Linked DNA regions of Homo sapiens: region 2 is linked to region 1. Evidence: read pairs that join two places in POLR2A ChIA-PET (ENCODE). Cell type or tissue: PC-9. All regions are shown on one strand. Each heading gives the region's core, and the rest is flanking DNA. Links, peaks and the distances in the headings are about the cores only.

Region 1 (5,000 bases), core at 1-5,000:
TCGGCTGCTCCACAGGGAAGGCGACACTGAAAGCTGAGTCCTGCCGTCTGTCTCACCCACAGATGTCTGTAGTCGGTCGGTGTGAATGTGGGCCCAAGTCCCCAGGCATCTTCTCCGTGTGTGTGTGTGTGTGTGTGTGTGTGTGTGTGTGTGTGTGTGTGTGTTAGGGAGTGAGGGTCTCTCAGGCCTCCAGGTCTCCCAGCCCCTCCTTCTCTGTCTCTACCTCTCTGCCTGTCTCCTTCCACCTCCTTCCCAGAGTGGGACTGTGTCTTGCTTCATGATTCCTCTCTCCATTACTCTCCCTGCCCTTCTCTGTTGGGGTGCCTTATCCTGAGCCACCTCCTCTCCCCGCTTGCCTCTGCTCCCCTGAACCTGGGAGACAGATGAGGAGACTGGCTCAGCAAGGCCCCTGGAGGTCAAGCTTGGCCTTTGCCTCCTGTTCCCATCCCCCAGCCCTGGCTCCTAGGTCCTCCCAACTGGGAGGGAGTCCTCCGTGCCTCACTTAGAGGGTTCTGAACCCGTTCCCTACACAGAAATCTTGGAAACCAAATGCTGCTGAGTAAGGATGAAGCTTTGAGCCTCCTGCCCCTGCTTTCTGCCCAGGGAGGGAGAAGGAAGAGGGGGAGCTGGTTTTTCTGGAGGTTCCCCCAGAGGCCCTCCTGTCCGAAAAGAAAAGGACCTTGATTCTGAGCCCAGGGTCGGAACCCATTGCTTCAGAAGAGTTGTCATTCCCTCGGCTTCCAGGTCCCAACCCAGGGTTGGGTTGAGTGAGTCCCACAAAGGGCAAGTGGGGCCCGAGGAAGCCTCTCTGGGGCCAGGGGTAGCTGAGCTTAAAGGCCCTGGGTCCTGCCAGTTCCAGGAGGGCCATGTCTGTGCCTCTGTGTACCCCTCCACCCGCTGCGGGCTGAGGGAGGTGCAGGGCCTTCTCTGACCCCTGCCTGAGCTGTTCCCAGGGCTGGAGCAGGTGTACCCTGAGCAGGGGCAGCTGGCCACTCCCAGTTCTCACCAAGTCACCTCCCTCCTTGTACAAGGTTTGCGTCCGGAAGCCGGGTGCCATAGTGAGGACCCTCGTCCTCCAGACTGGCTGGCAGGAGTCAGGCCCCAGCAGCCCTCCTGCCCCCAAAGCTTTCCGAGTCTGGTGGGCAGGACTTCTCGCTGCCCTTCCAAGCCCGGCTTTGGGCCAGGAAAGGCTTCCCCAGGTGGCTCTTCTACCAGGCTTTTCCTTTGATGCCGCCTGGATTTCCGCACCTGCCTGTCTCCTCTCCCAGAGCACAGTATTTGGGAGACTTTGACTATTTATTCAGACTCCTGGCTATGTATTGCACATTGGCAAGTGCTCTGGGGATGAGGCATGGGTATAGGAAGGGAGAAAGGAGTTGGAGACAAGATCCTCTTCATTTTCCAAGATCAAAGTCAGCCTCTTCTCCCCATGCTTCTAGGAACTGCCTGGTTTTCGAGCAGGTCCTGGCTGAGCGGGCTCTGAGTTCTGTACTGGAATTGAGTGTAAAGATGGGAAGAGAACTGGGCTGACTCCAGGACCTCCAGGATGAGGCAGAGGCATGATGCTTCCTGCTCACCTGGGCCACCCTCTCTCCAGGACTTGTCAGCTGGTGGTTCAGCCCCTTCTCCAACCCCTTCATAAGCTTGGGCCACTGCCTGGGACCCAGCAGACACTGCCCAGGACTCTTTAGTGCACTCACTCTTGTCTGCCCCCTACCTTCCCTCCTGGAACCACACTACTTGAATCACCATTACTTTGCCTCGCTGGCAGAGTTGGGTCAAGTGCCCTCTCCTTGACCTTGAGATGAAGGTCAAGAGCACAGGGACCAGGCCTTGGTTAGGCTGAGCTCCCAGCAGGACACCGCCTGCAGAAAGGACCTGCCCTGATAATGTCCCTTCCCCAGATTCTCAAGCAGATGCCCAAGGGAGGTCCCCACAGAGCCAGAGTGCCTGAGGCTTCCTGCTTGAGAACCTGCCCCCTGGATCTTGGACACTTACAGATTGAGCTGTATGAATTCAGCGGGTCTCACTCCAGAGGGTCAGAACGTTTGCTTTAGTTTTTTCATCTGTTTTGTTCCTTGAGTCAGTGCTGTTGATGACGAGTTGTCTTGAATAAATCATGTGTTCTTTGCAATGGGCATTGGTGCTGTGATGAGCTGAAACTTTGGAGACCTCAGAACAGGGAAAAATGAACAGGGATGGAGTCAGAGTCTCTTAGAGTAGCCCTTCTAAGAAAAGGTCCAGGAAATCCTTCTGGGAAGAGCCTGTTGGATTCTTCCAGTTCAGCCTCAGCAGTCTGCAGCTGGGGGAGGAGGGAGTGAGTACTGGCTAAGGAGGTTCTGCATACATGATTACATAGCCTGTTATTTTTCAGATTTAAAAAAGCTTAGACCATCCATTATATGTGGAAAAAGCATTTGACAAAATTCAACATCTTTTCCTTATTTTTAATTTAATTTTATTTTCTTTGAGACGGGGTCTTGCTCTGTCACCCAGGCTGGAGTGCAGTGGCACGATCTCCACTCACTGCAACCTCCGCCTCCTGGGTTCAAGCGATTCTCCTTCCTCAGCCTCCCAAGTAGCTGGGATTACAGGTGCCCGCCACCACACCTGGCTAATGTGTATTTTTAGTAGAGACGGGGTTTCACCATGTTGACCAGGCTGGTCTCAACTTCTGACCTTGTGATCCGTCCGCCTTGGCCTCCTAAAGTGTTAGGATTACAGGTGTGAGCCAAGATCAGGAACAAGACGAGGATGCCCACTCTCTACTTTCATTCAACATAGTACTGGCAGTACTAGCCAGACTGGTTAAGCAAGAGAAAGAAAAAGCATCCAAATAGGAAAGGAAGAAGTGAAATTGTCTCTCTTTGCCAACAACATGATCTTATATTAGAAAAAACCCTAAAGACTTCACCAAAAAGCTGTTAGAACTAAAGTGACAAGAAACAAAATCAACAAACAGAAATCAGTAACATTTCTGTACACTAACAAACTATCTGAAAAAGAAATCAAGAAAAAGGCAGAAATAAAAAACTGAATTCAGAAAAAAAAAGACAAGAAATAGAGAAAATCTCATTCACAGTAAGTACCCCCTCAAAAAAATTATTTAGAGCCGGGCGCAGTGGCTCATGCCTGTAATCTCAGCACTTTGGGAGGCCGAGGTGGGCGTTTCACAAGGTCAAGAGATTGAGACCAGCCTGGCCAACATGGTGAAGCCCCGTCTCTACTAAAAATACAAAAATTAGCAGGGCGTGGTGGCACATGCCTGTAATCCCACTTACTCAGGAGGCTGAGGCAGGAGAATCGCTTGAACCCGGGAGGTGGAGATTTCGGTGAGCCCAAATCGTGCCATTGCACTCCAGCCTGGGCAACGAAAGTGTAACTCCGTCTCAAAAAAAAAAAAAAAAAAAAGGTTTAGTAACCATAACAGCATGATACTGGTGTAAAATAGACACACTGACCAAAGGAACAGAACAGAGGAGCCCAAAATGAACCCAGGCATTTGGGGGTGAATTGGTTATCTTTTCTTTTTTTTTCTTTTTCTTTTTTTTTTTTTTTTTTTTTTGAGACAGGGTCTTACTCTGTCACTGAGGCTAGAGTGCAGGGGCATGATTATGGCTCACTGCAGCCTTGAATTCCCAGGCTCTGGTGATCCTCCCTTCTCAGCCTCTCAAGTAGCTGGGACCACAGGCACACATCACCACGCCCAGCTAGGTTTTTATATTTTGTAGAGACAGGGCATCTTTGCATTGCCCAGGCTGGTCTCAAAACTCCTGGGCTCAAACAGTCTTCCTGCCTTGGCCTCCCAGTGTTGGGATTACAGGTGCGAGCCACTGTGCCAAGCTGTGTTTGTGGGGTTTTTTTTGTTTTTTTTTGTTTTTGTTTTTGTTTTGGTGCTGTTTTTGAGATAGCGTCTCGCTCTGTTGCCCAGGCTTGCTGCAGTGGCGCCAGCTTGGCTCCCTGCAACCTCCGCCTCCTGGGTTCAAGTGATTCCCCTGCCTCAGCCTCCCAAGTAGCTGGGACTACAAACCTACGCCACCATGCCTGGCTAACTTTTATTTATTTATTTATTTTTGAGACGGAGTTTCACTCTTGTTGCCCTAGCTGGAGTGCAATGTCATGATCTCAGCTCACTGTAACCTCTGGCTCCCGGGTTCAAGCAATTCTCCTGCCTCAGCCTCCAGAGTAGCTCGGATTAGAGACACATGTCACCATGCCCGGCTAATTTTTTGGGTTTTTTGTTTGTTTTAGTAGAAACAGTTTTACCATGTTAGTCAGGCTGGTCTTGAACTCCCGACCTTAGGTGATCCACCTGCCTCAGCCTCCCAAAGTGTTGGGATTACAGGCATGAGCCACCACGCCCTGCCTAACTTTTGTATTTTTTTAATTGAATTTATTTTTATTTATTTATTTATTTATTTATTTTTGAGACAGAGTTTTACTCTTGTTGCCAGGATGGAGTACAATGGCGCGATCTTGGCTCACTGCACCGTCCACCTCCCGAGGTCAAGCAATTCTCCTGCCTCAGCCTCCTGAGTAGCTGGGATTACAGGCGCCCGCCACCACACCCGGATAATTCTTTTTGGAAGTTTAGCAGAGATGGGGTTTCACCATGTTGACCAGGCTGGTCTTGAACTTCTGACCTCAGGTGATCCGCCCACCTCAGCCTCCCAAAGTGCTGGGATTACAGGCGTGAGCCACCACACCCAGCTGTATTTGTGTTTTAAGCTAACTGTTACTACAAAAGAGTCCAAAAGTTTAAAAAAATTAGAACATTTGTAGGCCAGGCACGGTGGCACGCCTGTAATCCCAGCACTTCGGGAGGCCTAGGTGGGCAGATCACGAGGTCAGGAGATGGAGACAATCCTGGCCAACATGGTGAAACCCCATCTCTACTAAAAATACAAAAGTTAGCTGGGTGTGGTGATGCCCGCCTCTATTCCCAGCTACTCGGGAGGCTGAGGCAGGAGAATCGCTTGAACCTGGGAGGCGGAGATTTC
Region 2 (10,286 bases), core at 302-5,301, 250 kb before region 1:
ACTAAAAATACAAAAAATTAGCCGGGTGTTGTGGTGGGCCCCTGTAATCCCAGCTACTTGGGAAGCTGAGGCAGGAGAATCGCTTTAACCGAGGAGTTGGAGGTTGCAATGAGCCGAGATTGCACCATTGCACTCCAGCCCAGGTGACAGTGCGAGACTCTGTCTCAAAAAAAAAAATTAAAAAACAGCTCTCTTTATATGTTTTCTTTGTGTACAGTCTTTGTTTTCTAAGTCGGACCTTTTTCACAAAAAAAAAATTTAGTATCTTGATATCCCAAAATAAAAAATATAAACATTGGAAATTTCTAGTGTTTATAGGTGATAAATCCAAGGCAGGCCTTTTTATAAATCAGATGAGTTATTTACTTAAATGAGGTTTATAAAAATGGGCCACATTATAACCATTTCCTGTTTTGAGTCATAGTAACAATAAGGAACTTAAATACCTCTCATCTGAATTTTGCAGGTTAAAAGGTAAGTAGCAGCAAGATAGTATTTGGGAAGCAATCAGAAGTAAGTTTTCTCAATATTGCTCTGCATTTCTGGATTTTGATGCAATGCAGTATGAATCTTTTGCTTTCTTAAAGCTAAGTCCCTGCTCACCTCTGCAAAATTGCGCTAACAAGTTGAAATGAATTAATCAGTTTGAAGGCTGACATGCTGATCCACAATCCTGATTGGAATGTGGTTTAAGCAAAAATATTTGTTGTTTTTATTTATGGTGTTCAGTCATCCTTTATGTATTATTGACCTCTCTGCTTACCATCAAATCTGCCACTAAAATCTGCAGCTAAGCTGGTTTTGAGTTAATTTTGTTTGATCTGAGAATCAACTGGTATACAATTTTATGAGTGCTAATCAATTCTTTGGTGGTTTGTTCTTAGGGAAGCCCTTCCACATCCATGGATATAGTTCTCTTGCTTTGCAAATCTGAAATTTGGTAATAGGCTGGCATCCTAAGCCACGGAAAAAAGACATTGTTGGTTCTGCACATTTGGGTTCTGACTAAGCAACAAAAGCAACTGATGAATGGTTTCTATGATCTTTTGCTTTGGGTGATGTTTATGAATTTTTCCATAACCAAATGACCAAACGACCCGTTCATCCTGTTAGTCCCTAAAAATCCCTTTCTTGCAAAACTGTATGTCTAGTGGTGTCCTGCCTGAGAATCAGAATTCATTTTGTAGTATTCCAAATGTCTCTTACATCCAGTGCATTCAACTTGCTGAAAGAATGGCAATCCCAATGCTTTGTTTTTAATAGAGACTCCTTTCAGCTTCACTATAATTTTTTTCTCTCTTTTGGGATTCCATAGAGAAACTGACTGCACTCACTGCAGGTGCCAGGTTTACAGAGTCCAGAGCATTTGACCTTTGGTTCGAAAATGTTTGTATCTGCAGTCTTTTGTGTTGCTTAACGCAGTGGGATTCCCACCCACTGCCTCTGCCTGTACAAGAAGATAGAGCTATATATCCCATAAATACCCCCCAATTTTTTTTATTTTTATACTCCCAAATTTTATGCCCCCAAATACCCCCAAATTTTTATTTGGGGAATGAAAATTCCCCAAATACCAAGAACTGCCTCAAACAGCTGTCTCTTGGCGTTCATCAATAAGACAAAGATATTCATGTCTAATCTATTTTGTAGGAATCCATTTTCAGTTGATACTGTGTATAAGTTTGTGTTTGATATCCTGGATCATTCTGAAGCATGCTGTATCTTTGGATTAAATTAGAAATTTCTTTTTTTTTTTTTTTTTTTTTTGAGACGGAGTCTCGCTCTGTCGCCCAGGCTGGAGTGCAGTGGCGCGATCTCGGCTCACTGCAAGCTCCGCCTCCCAGGTTCACGCCATTCTCCTGCCTCAGCCTCCCGAATAGCTGGGACTACAGGTGCCCGCCACCACGCCCGGCTAATTTTTTGTATTTTTAGTAGAGACGGGGTTTCACCGTGTTAGCCAGGATGGTCTCAATCTCCTGACCTCGTGATCCATCTGCCTCAGCCTCCCAAAGTGCTGGGATTACAGGCGTGAGCCACCGCGCCCAGCTGTATATTAGAAATTTCTAGCCAAGATTCATATATTCAGACCCCACTCTTCTTCCGAGATCTGGTAGTATTGTAAGAATGCTGACAAGTTCATTTTATTCATTTTATTTATTACAATAGAGGACATAGTTGTAATTCCTGCTTTATCCCCCTGAGATTCGCATTACTTGCTGAATGATGCAGCTAACGTTTGACTGCTGCGTTGCAGCATTTATAAATAGCCTACGTCTTCAGTCTCCTCTAATAATATTTTGCAAATATATACCTTTTTTTTTAAGTTACCTTAAATGGGAAGTTGTCCTTAAACATATAGAGAATATACTTAGCACTTCATTTCCCCTCCTTCAGTCTCTATGTGAACAGACTTGATTGGCAAAATCAGAGACAGTTGGCTCCTTTGAGATAAGCAGTCAGTTGATTGCATTCCTAGGAAGTCGTCTCTGTTGTGGTTTTTAGGCAGTTAGTGGAACTGATAGATAGGCTGGTAAGATTGGAGTTTGTTTTTTAATGGCACGTTTCCCAGATTTTTCCTTTCTGGTGCTCTCAAAAGGCGTTAATCCCATATGGCTGGGAACAGCCTGGAACGTTCTCTGTGAAGTCGGCCTTATCAGTCTGCTGCATATGCCAGGGAAGGGGTGGGGTGCTTGCAGCATGCAGCCTCGGTTGTGGAAGGAATGTGGCACGCCCAGGCCGAGCTGAGCTGACATTTCAGTAACTGACAGTTTCGGGTGAGAGGCTGTAGCACCTTTGGATGGCAGGAATTCTTAATGATATTTATGAGAATTTTCCTGTGTTTAATGTAGTCTGCAGAAATGACCCTTTTAGGAGCAAAAAGAAACTGGAACTCGTGTAGATAAACAAGAGACAGCTCCCTGTCAGGTTAAGAGGGGGGAAACTCTCACTAACCCATAATGTTTTTTGGTGTCTCCTGTAATTGCACAAATGAAAATTCTGAATGCTGACTGCAGTGGGAGCACATTGGTGACTTTCAGATACCCAGCTCCCCAGAGACAGCCTGTTGTGGCTTGGCAGACCTCCCACCTACTGACGTCAGCTGATCTACTGCAGGAAAGAAAAGTCCATTATTGCCTGACCAAAGCACTTGGTATAGAATTGACTCGTTCTACTTCACTGGGGTGACAAAGAGGGCCTTTTAGGTTGGTTAATTTCAGCAGGGCCTTGCTGAACTGTCTCTCTGGATTGGCAGGATCAAATCAGCAAGCTGGGCCCAAGCAGGGGGACTTGCTCAGATGGAACCTTTGCGATATTATGATGGAGATTTTCTTATCATAAAGGGCTGTTCCCAAATGTGATTTAATTTCTGTAGCAGGTAAAGGATTTTAGAAATGCAGTGACTCCTGTGATAGGAGGCAGAACAGCACCATACACTCGAATCCTGGAGACTGCCATCTCTTTCAGGAGCTCGTGTGCAGTGTCGTTATTGTTCCATGTGTAACTATGCCTTCCTTGGAAAATTTCTTTACAAGAAAATTTTGGAAGCAAACAAATTAGATGCATAATTTCTCAATGTTTTTCCATCTTAACTGTTTCCTGAGGGTTGAGAACAAAGGAAATATATAAATAAATAAGTCTAACCCTAATTGTTTACCAAGACTCAATCTTAAATAATTTTGATTTTTTTTTTTTTTGAGACGGACTCTTGCTTTTTCGTCGCCCAGGCTAGAGTGCAGTGGTGCGATCTTGGCTCACTGCAACCTCTGCCTCCCGGGTTCAAGCGATTCTCCTGTCTCAGCCTCCCAGGTAGCTGGGACTACAGGCGTGCGCCACTATGCTTGGCTACTTTTTGTATTGTTAGTAGAGATGGGGTTTCACCATGTTGGCCAGGCTGGTTTCAAACTCCTGACCTCAGGTGATCCACCCGCCTTGGCCTCCCAAAGTGCTGGGATTACAGGTGTGAGCCACCCTGCCTGGCCGATAATTTTGATTTTTAAGAAATGATTAATACATCCACATCCACCTCACCTTTTTTTTTTTTTTTAAGAGACAGAGTCTCGCTCTGTCGCCCAGGCTGGAGTGCAAAGGCGTGATCTTGGCTCACTGCAACCTCAGCCTCCCGGGTTCTGGCAATTCTCCTGCCTCAGCCTCCCAAGTAGCTGGGATTACAGGCGCACGCCGCCACACCTGGCTAATTTTTTGTATTTTAATAGAGACGAGGTTCCACCGTGTTGCCCAGGCTTGTCTCGAACTCCTGAGCTAAGGCAATCCACCCCCTTCAGCCTTCCAAAATGCTAGGATTACAGGTGTAAGCCACCGTGCCCGCCTTTTTTTTTTTTTTTTGACACGGAGTCTAGCTCTGTCACCCAGGCTGGAGTGCAGGGGCTTGATCTCAGCTCACTGCAAACTCCGCCTCCCAGGCTCAAGGGATTCTCCAGCCCCAGCCTCCTGAGTAGATGGGACTACAGGCATGTGCCACCACACCCAGCTAATTTTGGTATTTTTAGTAGAGACAGAATTTTATCACGTTGGCCAGGCTGTTCTCAAACTCCTGACCTCAGGTGATCTGCCCGCCTCGCCTCCCAAAGTATTGGGATTACAGGTGTGAGCCACTGTGTCTGCCTCACTGTTTTTTCACTCCAAAGTGCAGATGTGAAAAGGAACTAATAAAGAGGGAGTGAAGGCCGGGTGCTGTGGCTCACGTCTGTAATCCCAGCACTTTGGGAGGCTGAGGTGGGTGGATCACCTGAGGTCAGTTCGAGACCAGTCTGGCCAATATGGTGAAACCCAATCTCTACAAAAGTACAAAAATTAGTCGCGTGTGGTGGCGGGTGCCTGTAATCCCAGCTACTGGGGAGGCTGAGGCAGGAGAGTCACTTGAACCTGGGAGGCGGATGTTGCTGTGAACCCAGATAGCATCACTGCACTCCAGCCTGGGCAACAGAGCAAGACCCCATCTCAAAAAAAAAAAAAAAAAAAAGAAGTGAAAGGAACTAATAAATAACCAAACAGCCATCAATAAATAATATGTCGGCCAGGCACGGTGGTTCACGCCTGTAATCCCAGCACTTTGGGAGGCCGAGGCGGGCGGACCACAAGGTCGAGATCAAGATCATCCTGGCCAACATAGTGAAAGCCTGTCTCTTAAAAAGAAGAGAAATACAAAAATTAGCTGGGCGTGGTGGTTTGTGATTGTAGTCCCAGCTACTCGGGAGGCTGAGGCAGGAGAATTGCTTGACCCTGGAGGCGGAGGTTGCAGTGAGTCAAGATCGCACCACTGCAATCCAGCCTGGCGACAGAGCAAGACTCCATCTCAAAAAAAAAAAGGCCAGGCGCGGTGGCTCACGCCTGTAATCCCAGCTCTTTTGGAGGCCGAGGCAGGCAGATCACGAGGTCAAGAGATCGAGACCATCCTGGCTAATATGGTGAAACCCCATCTCTGCTAAAAATACAAAAAATTAGCCGGGCGAGGTGGTGGATGCTTGTAGTCCCAGCTAGTCGGGAGGCTGAGGCAGGAGAATGGCATGAACCGGGGAGGCGGAGCTTGCAGTGAGCCGAAATTGCACCACTGCACTCCAGCCTGGGCAACAGAGCGAGACTCCGTCTCAAAAAAAAAAAAAAAAAAAAAAAAAAGAATATGTCAATATGTCAACTCTAATCATGTTAAGAATCACTGTGTCTATTGTGCCATATTCTGGGAACCGGAGGATCCCAGGTCATCCTGGCCTTTGCAACTTGCTTACTAAATTACCTGTCTCCCAACTACTTAATTATAAAACGATGGCAGTTTCTTTATTTCCAAGCTCTGAATATAATTGGATCTATAATATGTGCCAAGTCCTGAGTTCTGTGCCCAGAGAGTAAGAGTAAAATATGGTCTTCTTTAGAGTTCCTTAAAGGACTTATGAATGTGGTAGGGAGAACACAATAATTTCATGGCAGAATGTGGCAGTGTTATAAGATGAATGATAGAGGTGGGTGGTCAGGGAGTGGAGACTTCTGATTCAGAAAGACTTCATAGAGGACGAGGCATTTGCTTTGGACTCAGAGATCTGTATGATTTGTTTTTTATATTTTTTATTTTTTTGACAGGCTGGAGTGCAGTGACGCGATCTGGGCTCATCACAACCTCCGCCTCTCAGGTTCAAGCGATTCTTCTGCCTCAGCCTCCCGAGTAGCTGGGGCTACAGGCGCGTGCCACCACACCCGGCTAATTTTTGTATTTTTAGTAGAGATGTGGTTTCACCATGTTGGCCAGGCTGGTCTGGAGCTCATGACCTTGTGATCCACCTGCCTCGGCTTCCCAAAGTGCTGGGATTACAGGCGTGAGCCACCGCGCCCAGCCGAGATCTGTATGATATTAGATGGTAGGGTTGGGAGTGGGAGAGGAGAGTGCACTCCTGGGAAAGGGAACTTTTTGAGCTTTCAAATGGACCCTGTCCAGGACCTGTAATTGGTGTTGGTGAGGGAGCTTGACATGAGATACGGCTGGAGGAGACAACTGGAAGGTGACTGAGTGAAGTCTTGTTTACCTTGTAGTAAATGTGATTATAGTGATCCTTGTCAGGGTCCTCATCAGAAATCAGCCTTCTCCAAAATAGGCTGACAGACTTAGGGCAGCAGTGTAAACTATGACTGCCTGTTATCATTAAATATTACAAAACTTTGGGAGGCCAAGGTGGGCGGATCACGAGGTCAGGAGATCGAGACCATCCTGGCTAGCACGGTGAAACGCCATCTCTACTAAAAAATAGAAAATATTAGCCGGGCGTGATGGCAGGCGCCTGTGGTCCCAGCTACTCAGGAGGCTGAGGCAGGAGAATGGCGTGAACCCAGGAGGTGGAGCTTGCAGTGAGCCGAGATCACGCCACTGCACTCCAGCCTGGGCGACAGAGTGAGACTCCGTCTAAAAAAAAATATATATATACATGTATGTGTATATATATATATATATATATATATATATATATATGTATATATTTTATTACAAAAACTGCTCTGAGCAGACATTAAGCTTTTCAAGGTCACTCCCAGTTTTTGGTTTTAAGGACTTGACGTCTGTTTTAAGAATAGAAAATAGGCCAGTGCAGTGGCTCATGCTTGTAATCCCAGCACTTTGGGAGACTGAGGCATGTGTATCACTTGAGTCCAGGAGTTCGAGACTAGCCTGGGCAACATGGTGAAACCACACCTGTACAAAAAATATAAAAATTATCCAGGTGTGCTGGCACCTGCCTGTACTCCTAGCTACTCAGGAGGCTGAGGCGGGAGGATCGCTGGAGCCCAGGAGGCAAGGTTGCAGTGAGTTGAGATCGTATCACTGCACTCTAGCCTGGGCAACAGAGTGAGACCCTGCCAAAAAACAAAAAACAAAAAAACGCCACTTTCTCAGAGTATACTGCCATGTGGTCAATCCAAGATTGGTAATTCAGATTTAGTCATTAGGTTGACACCTAGTTGTGTAGCTTTAGTCAGCACATTCTTTATTTGCCATTCTTGTCATCAGTCTAGCACTTAACTGGATAGAATTCCAATTTTACAATATGCAAACTGAAAGATTCGTTATGGAGCTCTCTCCCTACCCCTTACAAATGAATTCAGGTCTGCTGCACAGCATCTGCAACATTCAGCATGGACTTGATCATTTATTCAACCATTTCTTTTTTTTTTTTTTTTTTGAGACAGGGTCTCATTGTGTCACCCAGGCTGGAGTACAGTAGTGTGACTACGGGCGCATGCCACCATGCCTGGATAATTTTTTTTTTAGAGCCAGGGTTTAGCCATATTACCTAGGCTGTTCTCGAACTTCTGGGCTCAAGCAATCCGCCCACCTCAGCCTCCCAAAGTGCTGGGATTGCAGATGTGAGCCATGGCGCCCGGCCTATTCAACCAACATTTCTTGATGACCTCTGTATGCTAGAAATCAGGGATACAGGACCGGACATGGTGGCTTACACCTGTAATCTTAGCACTTTGGAAGACCGGAGGTGGGAGGATCATTTGAGCCCAGGAGTTCAAGACCAGCCTAGGCAACCTATCAAAACCCTGTCTCTACAAAAAAAATTTAAAAATTAGCCAGTCATGGCTGTGCGTGGTGGCTCACGCCTGTAATCTTAGCACTTTGGGAGGCCAAGGCGGGTGGATCACGAGGTCAGGAGTTCGAGACCAGCCTGGCCAACATGGTGAAACCCCGTCTCTACTAAAAATACAAAAATTAGCTAGGCACCATGATGGGCGCCTGTAATCCCAGCTACTTGGGAGGCTGAGGCAGGAGAATTGCTTGAACCCGGGATGCAGAGGTTTCAATGAGCCAAGATCATGCCACTGCACTCTAGCCTGGGTGACAGAGCAAGAGTCCTTCTCAGAAAAAAAAAAAAAATTAGCCAGTCATGGTGGTGTGCACCCATAGTCACAGCAAGTGGGAGGCTGAGGTGGAAGCATCACTTGAACCAGGGAGGTCGAGGTTGCAGTGAGCCGTGACTGCACTCCAGCCTGGGCAGCAAAATAAGGTCCTGTCTCAAAAACAAATAAATAAATAAATAAAAATCTGGTATACAAATATTAGGTTGCTCGGTGTAATCATACCTTAGGATGTATGTACAATTGCTTTGCAAATCTATAGAGAAGTGTGATTACGTCTGAGAAGGAGGGAAGGAAGGAACATTGGGTACAGTTTAGTAAAGAGTCAGGATCCTGCAGTTTACCCATTTCAGCTGGGTGTTGAGATATAAATAAATAAGCGCTATCTAGGCAAAGAAGAGTCATAGGACATTCTAAACAAAGGAAGCATGTGCACATGGCTTGGAGTTTTAAAGGGAATTACACATTTTAGAGCAGAAAGAATACTTCTATCCGCCACAAGGGTAGGGGTCACGGGTGAGAGATAATACCAGGCAGGCATGTTGGGCCAGATTGTGAAGGTCCTGCTCAAGAGGTGGGTTCTTTCTTCTGTCTGAAGGAAGCCATAGGTCGGGGGCAGTGGCTCACACCTGTAATTCCAGCCCTTTGGGAGGCTGAGGCAGGCAGATCACGAGGTCAAGAGATCGAGACCATCCTGGCCAACATGGTGAAACCCCATCTCTACGAAAAATACAAAAATTAGCTGGGCGTGGTGGTGCAGGCCTGTAGTCCCCGCTACTCGGGAGGCTGAGGCAGGAGAATCACTTGAACCCTGAAGGCAGAGGGCAGTGAGCTGAGATCATGCCATTGCACTCCAGCCTGGTGACTGAGCGAGACTCCGTCTCAAACAAAAAACAAAAAAAAGCCATAAAAGATTTGGGAGTGGCATGGCGAAGAATGTTTCCTTTTATAGTATAAAACATTTTGGACTGTGGAAAAACAATAATACAACAAAAATACATGGTTGATATGTGGAGAATAATTTAAAGGAATGGTGATATGACTAAAATCAGCTCATCTACACTTCTCCAGGAAGGTGGTCTCTTAGAAAGGCAATCTTCAGATCTGATCAGGCACAGACAGTGCCTTCCTACCACCAATGAGAACTGCTTGAATCCCTACAGAGCTGGGGCACTAGCTAGAAACTCTGACATCAGCCATCTCCTTCTGTTTACCTGCTAGGTGGATGTGGGGCAGCACTCTTGACAGGTTTCATTCCTAACTCTTAGCCTACTCACCCTTTTCTTTCTGTCTTGGGATAGACGACAGGATAAAGGAAAGAACTCCCAGATGTTTCCAGGGTAACACAATTTTATACCTTTTATTATACATTGTAGAACAATAGCTGGAAGGGACCAGCAGGCTTATCTGTTCTGCTTCCTTAGTGAACTCAAAAACCTCTCTATAGGCTGTAATTTTGAAGTTCGAAGAGACTTGAGAGCACGTCGTTTTTCCTGACATTTTTAGTCACTTTAGGAAATTGAGGCATGGAGAGGGAAGGTGGCTAGTGTGAGGTCACATGTTGCTGACAAATTCAGAAGCTTTTTGGCGTTAATCTGTATCTGTTTCCTTCTGTGTTCCTTAATTAGTTAGAGGATAAAATGGCATATTCTTTGTTTTCGGTTTTTGTTTTGTTTTGTCACCCAGGGCGGAGCGCAGTGGTGCAATGATGGCTCACTGCAGTCTTGAACTCCTGGGCTCAGGTGATCCTCCTGCCTTAGCCTCCTGAGTAGCTGGTACCATAGGCACACACCACCATGCCCAGCTATTTTTTTGTATTTTTAGTAGAGACGGTGTTTCACCTTGTTGCCCAGCTGCTCTCGAACTCCTGGAGTCAAGCAGTCTGCCACTTTGGCCTCCCAAAGTGTTGGGATTACAAGTGTGCG

What was found. ChIA-PET counts read pairs that join two places held together with the same protein. Peaks named below come from ENCODE experiments on the same cell type or tissue, not always from the same donor. Only the 100,000 strongest peaks of a DNase experiment are listed, where the experiment ranks them.
Region 2: POLR2A ChIA-PET joins it to region 1 with 15 read pairs; 7 of 35 experiments call an interaction of 5 or more read pairs at or near these places.

The regions. Positions count from the first base shown.
Region 1 is chr9:128,808,293-128,813,292 of GRCh38, forward strand. It overlaps TBC1D13 (TBC1 domain family member 13), which reads left to right. Exons shown (of 12, transcript NM_018201.5): 12 at 1-2,138. Among named protein-coding and RNA genes, the nearest start is that of ENDOG, 7.7 kb to the right of the region's middle. RefSeq lists a silencer at 3,500-3,673. In PC-9, for the core only: no CTCF peak of the experiment used is centred there; no DNase peak of the experiment used is centred there.
Region 2 is chr9:128,556,055-128,566,340 of GRCh38, forward strand. The region is part of intron 1 of SPTAN1 (spectrin alpha, non-erythrocytic 1); the gene reads left to right. Among named protein-coding and RNA genes, the nearest start is that of SPTAN1, 8.6 kb to the left of the region's middle. RefSeq lists an enhancer at 2,823-2,882. In PC-9, for the core only: no CTCF peak of the experiment used is centred there; DNase peaks (open chromatin) are centred at 437 and 2,727; H3K27ac peaks cover 2,622 bases.